2 separate regions of the Homo sapiens genome follow, and region 1 is linked to region 2. Evidence: read pairs that join two places in POLR2A ChIA-PET (ENCODE). Cell type or tissue: Caco-2. All regions are shown on one strand. Links, peaks and the distances in the headings refer to the core of each region. The heading gives the core; the rest is flanking DNA.

Region 1 (5,375 bases), core at 297-5,296, 60 kb after region 2:
ATCCTGATATGGCAGGCCTGCTCCGTGCACCCCATGGGGTTCCAGTTCTTGCCCACATTTATTCTTTTTTTTTTTTTTTTGAGACGGCGTCTCGCTCTGTCGCCCAGTCTGGAGTGTAGTGGTGCAATCTCGGCTCACTGCAAGCTCTGCCTCCCAGGTTCACGCCATTCTCCTGCCTCAGCCTCCCGAGTAGCTGGGACTACAGGTGCCCGCCACCACGCCCAGCTAATTTTTTGTATTTTTTAGTAGAGATGGGGTTTCACCGTGTTAGCCAGGATGGTCTCGATCTCCTGACCTCATGATCCGCCCGCCTCAGCCTCCCAAAGTGCTGGGATTACAGGTATGAGCCACTGCACCCGGCCCATTTATTCTTTATTTATTTTAAAAAAAAATTTAACATTTATTTATTTATTTAGACAGTCTCGCTCTCGCCCAGGCTGGAGTGCAGTGGCACAATCTCGGATCACTGCAAGCTCTGCCTCCTGGGTTCACACCATTCTCCTGCCTCAGCATCCCGAGTAGTTGGGACTACAAGTGCTAATTTTTTGTTTTGTATTTTTAGTAGAAACGGGGTTTCACCGTGTTAGCCAGGATGGTCTCGATCTCCTGACCTTGTGATCTGCCCGCCTCAGCCTCCCAAAGTGCTGGGATTACAGGCACGAGCCACCGTGCCCGGCCCACTTTTTTTTATTTTTGAGCCAGAGTCTCTCTCTGTTGCCCAGGCTGGAGTGCAGTGGTGCAATCTCAGCTCACTGCAGCCTCTGACTCCCAGGTTCAGGTGATTCTGCTGCCTCAGCCTCCCGAGTAGCTGGGACTACAGGTGCCTGCCACCACACCTGGCTAATTTTTTTGTTATTGTTTTTGTTTTTGAGATGGAGTCTCACTCTTTGTCGCCCAGGCTGGAGTGCAGTGGTGCGATCTTGGCTCACTGAAACCTCTGCCTCACAGGTTTAAGCAATTCTCTGCTTCCCGAGTAGATGGAATTACAGGTGCGCACCACCACGCCCGGCTAATTTTTGCATTTTTAGTAGAGATGGGGTTTCACCATCTTGGCCAGGCTGGTCTTGAACTCCTAACCTCGTGATCCACCTGCCTCAGCCTCCCAAAGTGCTGGGATTACAGGCATGAGCCACCAGGCCTGGCCCCAATTTTTTTGTATTTTTAGTAGAGATGGGGTTTCACCATATTGGCCAGGATGGTCTTGAATTCCTGAGCTCAAGTGATCCGCTCATCTTGGCCTCTGAAAGTGCCACTGTGCCCAGTCTATTCTCTCTTTTTGACAGATGGGGAAACTGAGGCTCAGAGCCAGGCTTGTCAAAGGCATATGGAGGACTGGGGGTGGTGGGATACAAATTCAGGCAGCAGATAGACTCCAAGTCCGACGCCTCTGCAGAACCCCTCATCCCAGATGCCTGGCTGAGCTACCATCCCCACCCAACTCCCTCCACGTCCCCTCCCTCCCCAGAAAGAGCCTAGAAGCACAGGCCTTGGGCGGCAGCCAGCCCTCCCTTCCTCCCAGGCTTCTGTGCAAGCCCTTGGACCACGTATGCCAGTAGCCATTGGAGGGCAGGAGGGGCGGCGGCTGAGTCAGCTGGTGCCCACAGCACTGCCTGGCACGGAGGGCCCTGGAGGCTTTGCTGAGAGGACAGATCTGGAGGCTGGACCCGAGGTCACCGCCCAGGACGTGTCTACAGCTCCACCTGGTGGTGATACAACACCGCTGTCACACCCAGCTCTGGTGTTATCCTCCCCACAGCCAGGTCAGCAGATATTTGGGGAGCAGCTACTGCTGCTGCGCATGGGCAGGCCAGGCACTGAGAACAGAGCGAGGCTGAGGAGATGTGGGGGCACGCACTCCAGGCAGAAGGAACAGCAAGTGCAATGGCTCTGAAACAGGAAGGAGTTGGGAAGACCCAGGAGGAGCAAATGGGTTAAAGAACTAGACTTGGGTGCCAAGGATGGAGAGGAAGAAAGGCAAGGCTCGGTGGTTCACATCTGTAATCTCAGCACTTTGGGAGGCCAAGGTGAAAGGATCACTTGAGGCCAAGAGTTTGAGGCCAGCCTGGGCAATACAGTTAAGACCCTGTCTCTACAGGAAATTTTTTTTTTTTTTGAGACAGAGTTTCGCTCGTCACCCAGGCTGGAGTGCAATGGCATGATCTTGGCTCACTGCAACTTCCGCCTCCTGGGATCAAGCAATTCTTCAGCCTCAGCCTCCTGTGTAGCTGGGATTACAGGTGCCCGCCACCATGCCCAGCTAATTTTTGTATTTTTGTAGAGACAGGGTTTCACCATGTTGGCAAGGCTGGTCTCGAACTCCTTAACTCAGATGATCTGCCTGCCTTGGCCTCCCAAAGTGCTGGGATTACAGGCATGAGCCACTGCATCCAGCCCCATTTTGTGCTGGTATGAATAGAGATTTATTTCTGACAGCTCGGGAAGCCGGGAAGCCCAAGATCGAGGGCTGCATCTGGTGAGGGCCCTCTTGCTGTGTCATAACGTGGCAGAAGGCATCCCATGGTGAGAGGGAGCAAGAGCTCCAACGTGCAGCTTCAAGCTCTTTGTTTTTAAGATGGAGTTTCGCTCTTCTTGGCCAGGCTGAAGTGCAATGGCCCGATCTCGGCTCACCACAACCTCTGCCTCTCGGGTTTAAGCAATTCTCCTGCCTCAGCCTCCCAAGCAGCTGGGATTACAGGCGTGCGCCACCACGCTCAGCTAATTTTTGTCTTTTTAGTAGAGACGGGCTTTCTCCATGTTGGTCAGGCTGGTCTTGAACTCCCAACCTCAGGTGATCTGCCCGCCTTAGCCTCCCAAAGTGCTGGGATGACAGGCATGAGCCACCGCACCCAGCCACCTCAAGCTCTTTTATATCCATTCGTGAGGGTGGAGGCCTTACGATGTAAACACCTTCCATTAAGACCCACCTCCCAACACTATTGCATTAGGGATTAAGTTTCCAACCCATATATTCTGGGGAGACATTCAAACCATAGCACCGTCCTGCGTGCTGTACGCTGGGAAGACATAAGAACAGTGAGGAATGGTGCACCGGGCCTTGTGCCTTAAGAGGGAGGGCCAGCTGGAGGCAACACACTGAGGCCCTTGTCCTGTCCCCTCTACCTCTGATCCTTGACCTTTGCCCCGTCCCCTCTACCTCCCTGTAGTCTGGACTTCCTGGAGTCAGCCTGAAATCCAGACCTGAGTGGACGCCCACTACTCTGTTTGGAGAAACCTATGGGACAGCTAGGCAGTGGCTTGCTGTGTGCCTAGCTCCTGATGACAGAGCTGCAGCTTAAAATAAAAGCCTCCTGCTCAGCACTTACTTAATCCTGAGGGGACCGGGCATCAGGACGCATGGTTGCGAGGATTTGCTTAAGTGAGAGGCTGATGAAAGCTCCCTGAGGGCTGGCTGGGGGGTTGGGGCACCCATCTTAAAACCTGTTTCTGATTTCCTTTGCTGCTCACCCCTATCTCTGGCTGGCAGCTTTCCCGGATTAGCTGCTGACGTCAGGAGCTGCCAGCTGGGCCAGCCTGGCACAGCCACGGGGCAGTGTGTGAAGGGCTGTCTGGTAATAGGGTGCAGTAAAGGAAGGGGGCATGTGTCCAGCTTCGGAATTTGTCCTTGAAGGAGCTGGGGTGGAGGGGAAGGAGAAGGGTCGAGATGTGCTGTCAGGCACGCACATGTGACCTGTGTAGCGCATCCTTGTTGGACAGAGAGAGAAACAGCTCAGGGAAATGGATAAGTTGTCCAAGACCACACAGCTGGTCTGACCCTGGCTGCATCCCACACCAGCTGGTAGACAACCCGCGATGGGCAGCAGCTGCTGGGACTGGAGGTGATGGTCTCCATGTAGGTCCGTACCTTCCTCTCTGTCACCATAATGGCAGCTGCTGAGTGGTGTTTGCCCTGCTCCAGGTGTCTTCGTGGGACAACTGTCTTATGAAGCTGGTGTTCGTTTTTGCTTTTGTTTTTTTTTTTTTGAGATGGAGTTTCGCCTTGTTGCCCAAGCTGGAGTGCAATGGCACTATCTCGGCTCACCGCAACCTCTGCCTCCTGGGTTCAAGTGATTCTCCTGCCTCAGCCTCCTGAGTAGCTGGGATTACAGGCATGTGCCACCATGCCTGGCTAATTTTGTATTTTTAGTAGACAGGGTTTCTCCATGTTGGTCAGGCTGGTCTCGAACTCCTGACTTCATGATCCACCTGCCTCGGCCTCCCAAAGTGCTGGGATTACAGGCGTAAGCCACCGCCCGGCCGCTGGTGTTCCATTCTACAGGTGAGAAACTGGAAGCCCAGAGAAGGGAAGTGACTTGCCCACGATCATACCCCAAATTGGTGATGGAGGCAGGGTTTGATCCTAGGACCGTCGGAGTCCAAAGCCAGTGCTCTGCCATACATACAGAGATTTCACAGCTTTGACATGTTTCAAGCCCATGCCCCTGTGCTTGCCGTGGCTGCACAGATCTCCGCTTTGAGAGAGCGCATTTGCATGCAGAGTAGAAAATACAGAGGGGGCCAGGCGCGGTGGCTCACACCTGTAATCCCAGCACTTTGGGAGGCCAAGGTGGGTGGATCACTTGAGGTCAGGAGTTCAAGACCAGCCTGGCCAGGCTGGGCACGCTGGCTCACGCCTGTAATCCCAGCACTTTGGGAGGCCGAGGTGGGACGATCACAAGGTCAGGAGATTGAGATCATCCTGGATGATACGGTGAAACCCCGTCTCTACTAAAAAATCAAAAAAAAAAAAAGTTAACTGGGCTTGGTGGCAGGCACCTGTAGTCCCAGCTACTTGGGGGAGGCTGAGGCAGGAGAATGGCGTGAACCCGGGAGGTGGAGCTTGCAGTGAGCCGAGATCACACCACTGCACTCCAGCCTGGGTGACTGAGCGATAGTCTCAAAAATAAATAAATAAAAATAAAAATATATATATAAAAGAAATATTTGCAGGCTGGGCGTGGTAGCTCATGCCAGTAATCCCAACACTTTGGGAGGCCGGAGGTAGGCGGATTGCCTGAGTTCGGGAGGCCGAGGCGGGCAGATTGCCTGAGCTCAGGAGTTCGAGACCAGCCTGGCCAACATGGTGAAACCCTGTCTCTACTAAAAATACAAAAAATTGGCCGGGTGTAGCAGCATGCGCCTCTAGTCCCAGCTACTTGGGAGGCTGAGGTGGAGAATCGCTTGAACCCGGGAGGCGGAGGTGCAGTAAGCCGAGATCCCACCACTGCACTCAAGCCTGGTGACAGAGCAAGACTCTGTCCCCCCCCCCAAAAAAAATTATAAATGTTTTATAGCCAAAGAACAGGAGAAAAGGAAAACCCTCAAGAGTCCCACCAAGAGGATCCAACTCTTTAGTCCTCTCGGTTTTTTTTGTTTTG
Region 2 (5,375 bases), core at 67-5,066:
TACAGGCGTGAGCCATCACGCCTGGCCTTATGTTGTCCTTTTACAAGTGTTTCTGGGATGTGCCCATGGTGAAGGCAGTAACGCCAGTACCTCATTTCACGCACTTGGATCCTGCCTACCCCCAGTAAGTGGGAGAGATTGGGCCAGATAAGACCACACCATTGGGCCAGGCACAGTGGCTCATGCCTGCAATCCCAGCACTTTGGGAGGTTGAGGCAGGTGGATCACCTGAGGTCAGGAGTTTGAGAGCAGCCTGGCCAACATGGTGAAACCCCGTCTCTACTAAAAATACGTGGTGGCACACATCTGTAATCCCAGCTACTTGGGAGGCTGAGGCAGGAGAATCGCTTGAACCCAGGAGGCAGAGGTTGCAGTCAGCTGAGCCGAGATCACACCATTGCACTCCAATCTGGGCAACAAGAGCGAAATTCCTTCTCAAAAAAAAAAAGTGAGTACACCATTGAATCTTCTGTTGTTTAGGGAGATGAGAAAGGTCCTGAAGTACCAAAAACATAATGATTTGGACCTTTCTCTTGTCCTCAACTCTGATTTGCATTTACCTTCAACTATCAAGTCACATTCTGCTGTCCGAAAATCCAAATCTAGTCTACTAGCTAGATTACACTTCATTAGAGGCAGGACTTTGGTTTGTCTATTTGCCTCTCCTTTTCTTTAGGTCATGATACAGTGCCTGACATGCGGTGCAAGCATGGTACTTGTATTTTGGTGCTGTCCCTGTAAGTCATCCAGAGGTATCCCCTGTAGGGTGTCTAGCACATAGTAGGTGTTTGTTAATTACTTCTGGTCTATAAGCAGTGAAAGCATGATAAGGTAACAGCAGTGAAGAAAAGTAACAAACAGTTCCTAAACTAGATACAGGATATCTGTTTAAGCCATTTAAGACAGCATTTTCTTGAATTTTTGCATGGGTCTAGCTAGAGTTCTTATGTAGCGTAAGCTTGCAACCAGAGAATGCTTAATAAATGTTAATTGCTGTCTGACTCCTCTGAATGTGGTGTGTGAACTGATACCTTTGGATCCTCATGCCTCATTCTGTCCCTGAGACTTATTCTAGATGTCACTTCCCCTACTTCACATTATACACGAATGTTCTGAGGACATTTGAGATGGAATCTAGCTCACATTTTCAGCACTAGTTTCCAAGGAACACAAAGAAGTCCAGTGACATGATCCAGGCTCTCAGCCTTACAGATCATCATGTAGATTAAGTGGCCGAGGCTCTTTCCTATGCAGAAACCTTCCTACAACCAAGGTACCCCTTGTTATTATTGTCTTCCTGCAACTTTCATAATTGATAAGGGAATTAGACAGGTAAGCTAAGCTAGGTATTCTCATTTATAATTTTTCAAAGCCACAAGAATAACCAGGAGACAGGGATGATGTCTATGGACATTGCTACCAGAGGACTGATTTGTAGGTTCTTATGGTGCCACATCATGTAATCCCCTTAATCTTGATTCCTTTATTCCTTTTGTTTACCATTTTCCTCAGTTCGCCCAACCAGAAAATAAGAAAAATAGCACTAACATTTATGAAGCTCTTAATATATGCAAGGTACTTAGCTGAACATTGTTTTCCAAAAGTTCTGTGTGATACAGATGAGGATGCTAAGGCTTAGAGATGTTAAGCAACTTGGTTAGCCCAAGGTCACGTGGCTAATAAGTGACAGACCCAGGACTAGGGCCTAGGTGGTCTGACTCTTTTTTTTTTTGAGACGCAGTTTCTTTCTTGTCACTCAGACTGGAGTGCAATGGCACGATCTCGGCTCATTACAATCTCCGCCTCCCAGGTTCAAGCGATTCTCCTGCCTAAGCTTCCCAAGTAGCTGGGATTACAGGCACATGCCACCATGCCTGGCTTTTTTTTTTTTTTTTTTTTTTTGAGACAGAGTCTTACTGTGTCTCCCAGGATGGAGTGCAGTGGTGTGATCTTGGCTCACTGCAACCTATGCCTCCTGGGTTCAAGCAATTCTTCCGTCTCAGCCCCCTGAGTAGCTGGGATTACAGGCGTGCACCACCACGCCTGGCTAATTTTTTGTTTTTAGTAGAGACAGAGTTTCACCATGTTGGCTAGGCTGATCTTGAACTCCTGACCTTGTGATCCACCCACCTTGGCCTCCCAAAGTTGCTGGGATTACAGTCATGGACCACCGTGTCCAGCCTAATTTTTGTATCTTCAGTAGAAATGGGGTTTCACCATATTGGTCAGCCTGGTCTCAAGCTCCTGGCCTCAGGTGATCTGCCTGCCTCGGCTTTCCAAAGTGCTGGGATTACAGGCGTGAGCCACCACGCCCGTCGTGACTCAGTGTTTCTTAACCTTTTATTTTTTTTTTCTCATCATTGCACCCCTAAGGAGAAAGGTTAAAAGTTAATGTAAATTAATTAAATTTTGGGGCTGGGCAGGAGCCTACCATCTTAAAGCTAAGCTGTAAGTAGGCCAGGGGCAGTGGCTCACGCCTGTAATCCCAGCGCTTTGGGAGGCCCAGGTAGGCGAATCATGAGGTCAGGAGTTCGAGACCAGACTGACCAACATGGTGAAACCCCATCTCTACTAAAAATACGAAAACCAGCTGGGTGCGGTGGTGGGTGCCTGTAATCCCAGCTACTCAGGAGTCTGAGGCAGGAGAATTGCTTGAACCCAGGAGGCAGAGGTTGCAGTGAGCCCAGATAGCGCCACTGCACTCCAGCCTGAGCGACAGATGAGACTTCACCTCAGAAAAAAAAAAAAAAAGCTAACCCGTAAGTAAAGAACAGAGCTGTGCAGATTGGAGGATTGGGTCATACCATTACTTGGTACCTTCCAGGAATATTTGGGTATCTATAAGGATAGTTTGTAAACCTTGACCTGATCCAGTCTTCTTCTTTTGCAGCTGAGGAGTAATATAAGTCCCAAGAGAAGCAACTTGCCCACATTTGCACAAGTCAGTAAGGCACAGTTTAAGCTATCATCATATCATGAGTTTCATAGCCTCTCTAAAGAGTTGAGAGTCCTGTTATTATGTCTAATATCAGGCCTTTGTCCAGGAGAGGCAGCTAGTGCCTCATTTTTACGAGGACATGAAATATAGATTACGTTGCTTACTTGGGTTCACCTAGCAAGCTATTGGTAGGCGGCTTCCTTGGTACACCAGGCTTCAGAGATGGAAGTGCTCAATGTAATGACTCGATACTTCTTTTCTAGGAGATCCTAAAATGTTAGTGTTAGTTGCAGAGATTTTTGTAGTTGTTGATGTCTGCCCCCAAAGAAGGATATTAGTTGAGTTAGAAATGAGATGGCTAAGGACTTGATTAATTCATACTATCACCTAATATCACAGGACTCAAACTCTGACATGGGTGTTTAATAAAATCAACAGACCTGTAAGGGTTTTCCAGTTACAGCTTCCCCGGTTTTTCTCCCATCATCCCTAATCAACTGATGGAGTCATCATTTCTATATAACACAGCTTCCCAGGGGCTTCACTGAAAGCACTCAAGCTCATCAAATGGCCAGGGCAGCCTGTCATGACAAATTAGTGCATGGTCTGTCAACAGCCATCTATCTCTAGCCAGTAGTGCTCTGTACCCCCAAGACCATGTGTCAAATTAAGTGAATTAATGAAGACACATAAAACCCATTAGTCTCCTATGGTATTTAAAATGTAAGGGCCAGGCACGGTGGCTCACGCCTGAAATCCCATCACTTTAGGAGGCCGAGGTGAGTGGATCAGGAGGTCAAGAGATCAAGACCATCCTGGCCAACATGGTGAAACCCCATCTTTACTAAAAATACAAAAATTAGCTGGGCATGGTCGCGGGTGCATGTACTCCCCACTACTCGGGAGGCTGAGGCAGGAGAATTGCTTGAACCCGGAAGGCGGAGGTTGCAGTGAGCCGAGATCATGTCACTGCTCTCCAGCTTGGCAACAGAGCAAGACTCCGTCTCAAAAAAAAATAAAATATAAGGTATGGCCGAGCACTGTGACTCACGCCTGTAATCCTAGCACTTTGGGAGGCTGAGGCAGGCGGGTTGCCTGAGCTCAGGAGTTTGAGACCAGCCTGAGCAGCATGGTGAAACCCTGTCTCTACTAAAATACAAAAGAAATTAGCCGGGCATGGCGGCGTGTACCTGTAGTCCCAGCTACTCGGGTGGCGGAGGTTGCAGTGAGCCGAGATCGCGCCACTGCACTCCAGCCTGGCGACAGAGCGAGATTCCTTCTCAAAAAAAAAAAAAGAGTTTCATAGTCTACCTCAACTGTGTCATAGCAGCAGACATGGCTGAGAATCCAGCATTCTACATGAATTGCAAGTCATTGGATAGAGGGTAGGCAGGCCCTGAGCACATTCTTAGGTGTTTAGTAAATTATTGATGATAGATCAAATAGGATAATTGGTAAGATAAATGGCTAAACCATTAATCCAAAGGTTATAAAATGGTCTTTTTTTCTTTTTTTGAGATGGAGTTTCTCTCTTGTTACCCAGGCTGGAGTGCTGTGGCGTGATCTCAGCTCACTGCTACCTCCGCCTCCTGGGTTCAAACGATTCTCCTGCCTCAGCCTCCTGAGTAGCTGGGACTACAGGCACGCACCACCACGTCTGGCTAATTTTTGTATTTTTAGTAGAGACGGGGTTTTACCATGTTGGCCAGGCTGGTCTCGAACTTCTGACCTCAGGTGATCCACCTGCCTCGGCCTCCCAAAGTGCTGGGATTACAGGCATGAGCCACCGTGCCCGGCCTATAAATGATCTTTCATAAGTGCTAAGAGATAGGGAAGAAACAGTGCTGATCTGGGCCTCCCAATTAAGGAGATAACTGGTGTTTGGACACATTTACAAACCCATTTATTGAGTTCTTCAAATACTAAGATGAGAATTTGAACTCTGTGACCAATTTTTTTTTTTTCAAGAGATGGGGGTCTCGCTATGTTGCCTACAGTGGGGTACAGTAGCTGGCTATTCACAGGCATCATCATAGCCCACTAGTCTCGAACTCCTGGGCTTCAGCAATCCTCCTGCCTCGGCCTTCGAGTAGTAGCTGGGACTAAAGGCACATGCTACCACACTGGGCTTAAATTTTTTATCTTAAGTCACTCTTGGTTCAGGCTCAAAGACTTAACAACTTCTCTGTTCTGTTTTCCAGAGAGATGGCTGCCCAAAGATTGTCAATCTGGGGAGCTCTAAGACAGACCTCTTCTATGAACGCAAAAAATACGGCTTCAAGAAGAGGTGATTGGTGGGTGGCCCCTTCCTCCCCCCAACATCAGTCTGCTGCAGCTGCCAGAAAACATGCCTACTACTACCAGCAGAAAGGGAGCAGAGCCCAGAGCATCACCAGGAGTGCCTGCTAGTGTACTGGCAGCTTGCCACCCCCTCCTC

The links. ChIA-PET counts read pairs that join two places held together with the same protein. Peaks named below come from ENCODE experiments on the same cell type or tissue, not always from the same donor. Only the 100,000 strongest peaks of a DNase experiment are listed, where the experiment ranks them.
Region 1: POLR2A ChIA-PET joins it to region 2 with 8 read pairs; 26 of 35 experiments call an interaction of 5 or more read pairs at or near these places.

The regions. Positions count from the first base shown.
Region 1 is chr22:41,400,303-41,405,677 of GRCh38, reverse strand. No RefSeq gene overlaps it. Among named protein-coding and RNA genes, the nearest start is that of TEF, 21 kb to the right of the region's middle. RefSeq lists a cis regulatory region at 3,131-3,144 and an enhancer at 3,066-3,210. In Caco-2, for the core only: a CTCF peak has its summit at 1,713 (motif pointing left); DNase peaks (open chromatin) are centred at 1,697 and 3,133.
Region 2 is chr22:41,460,252-41,465,626 of GRCh38, reverse strand. PHF5A (PHD finger protein 5A) reads left to right here. Exons shown (of 4, transcript NM_032758.4): 4 at 5,140-5,375. The coding sequence ends at 5,229. Among named protein-coding and RNA genes, the nearest start is that of PHF5A, 5.8 kb to the left of the region's middle. In Caco-2, for the core only: no CTCF peak of the experiment used is centred there; no DNase peak of the experiment used is centred there.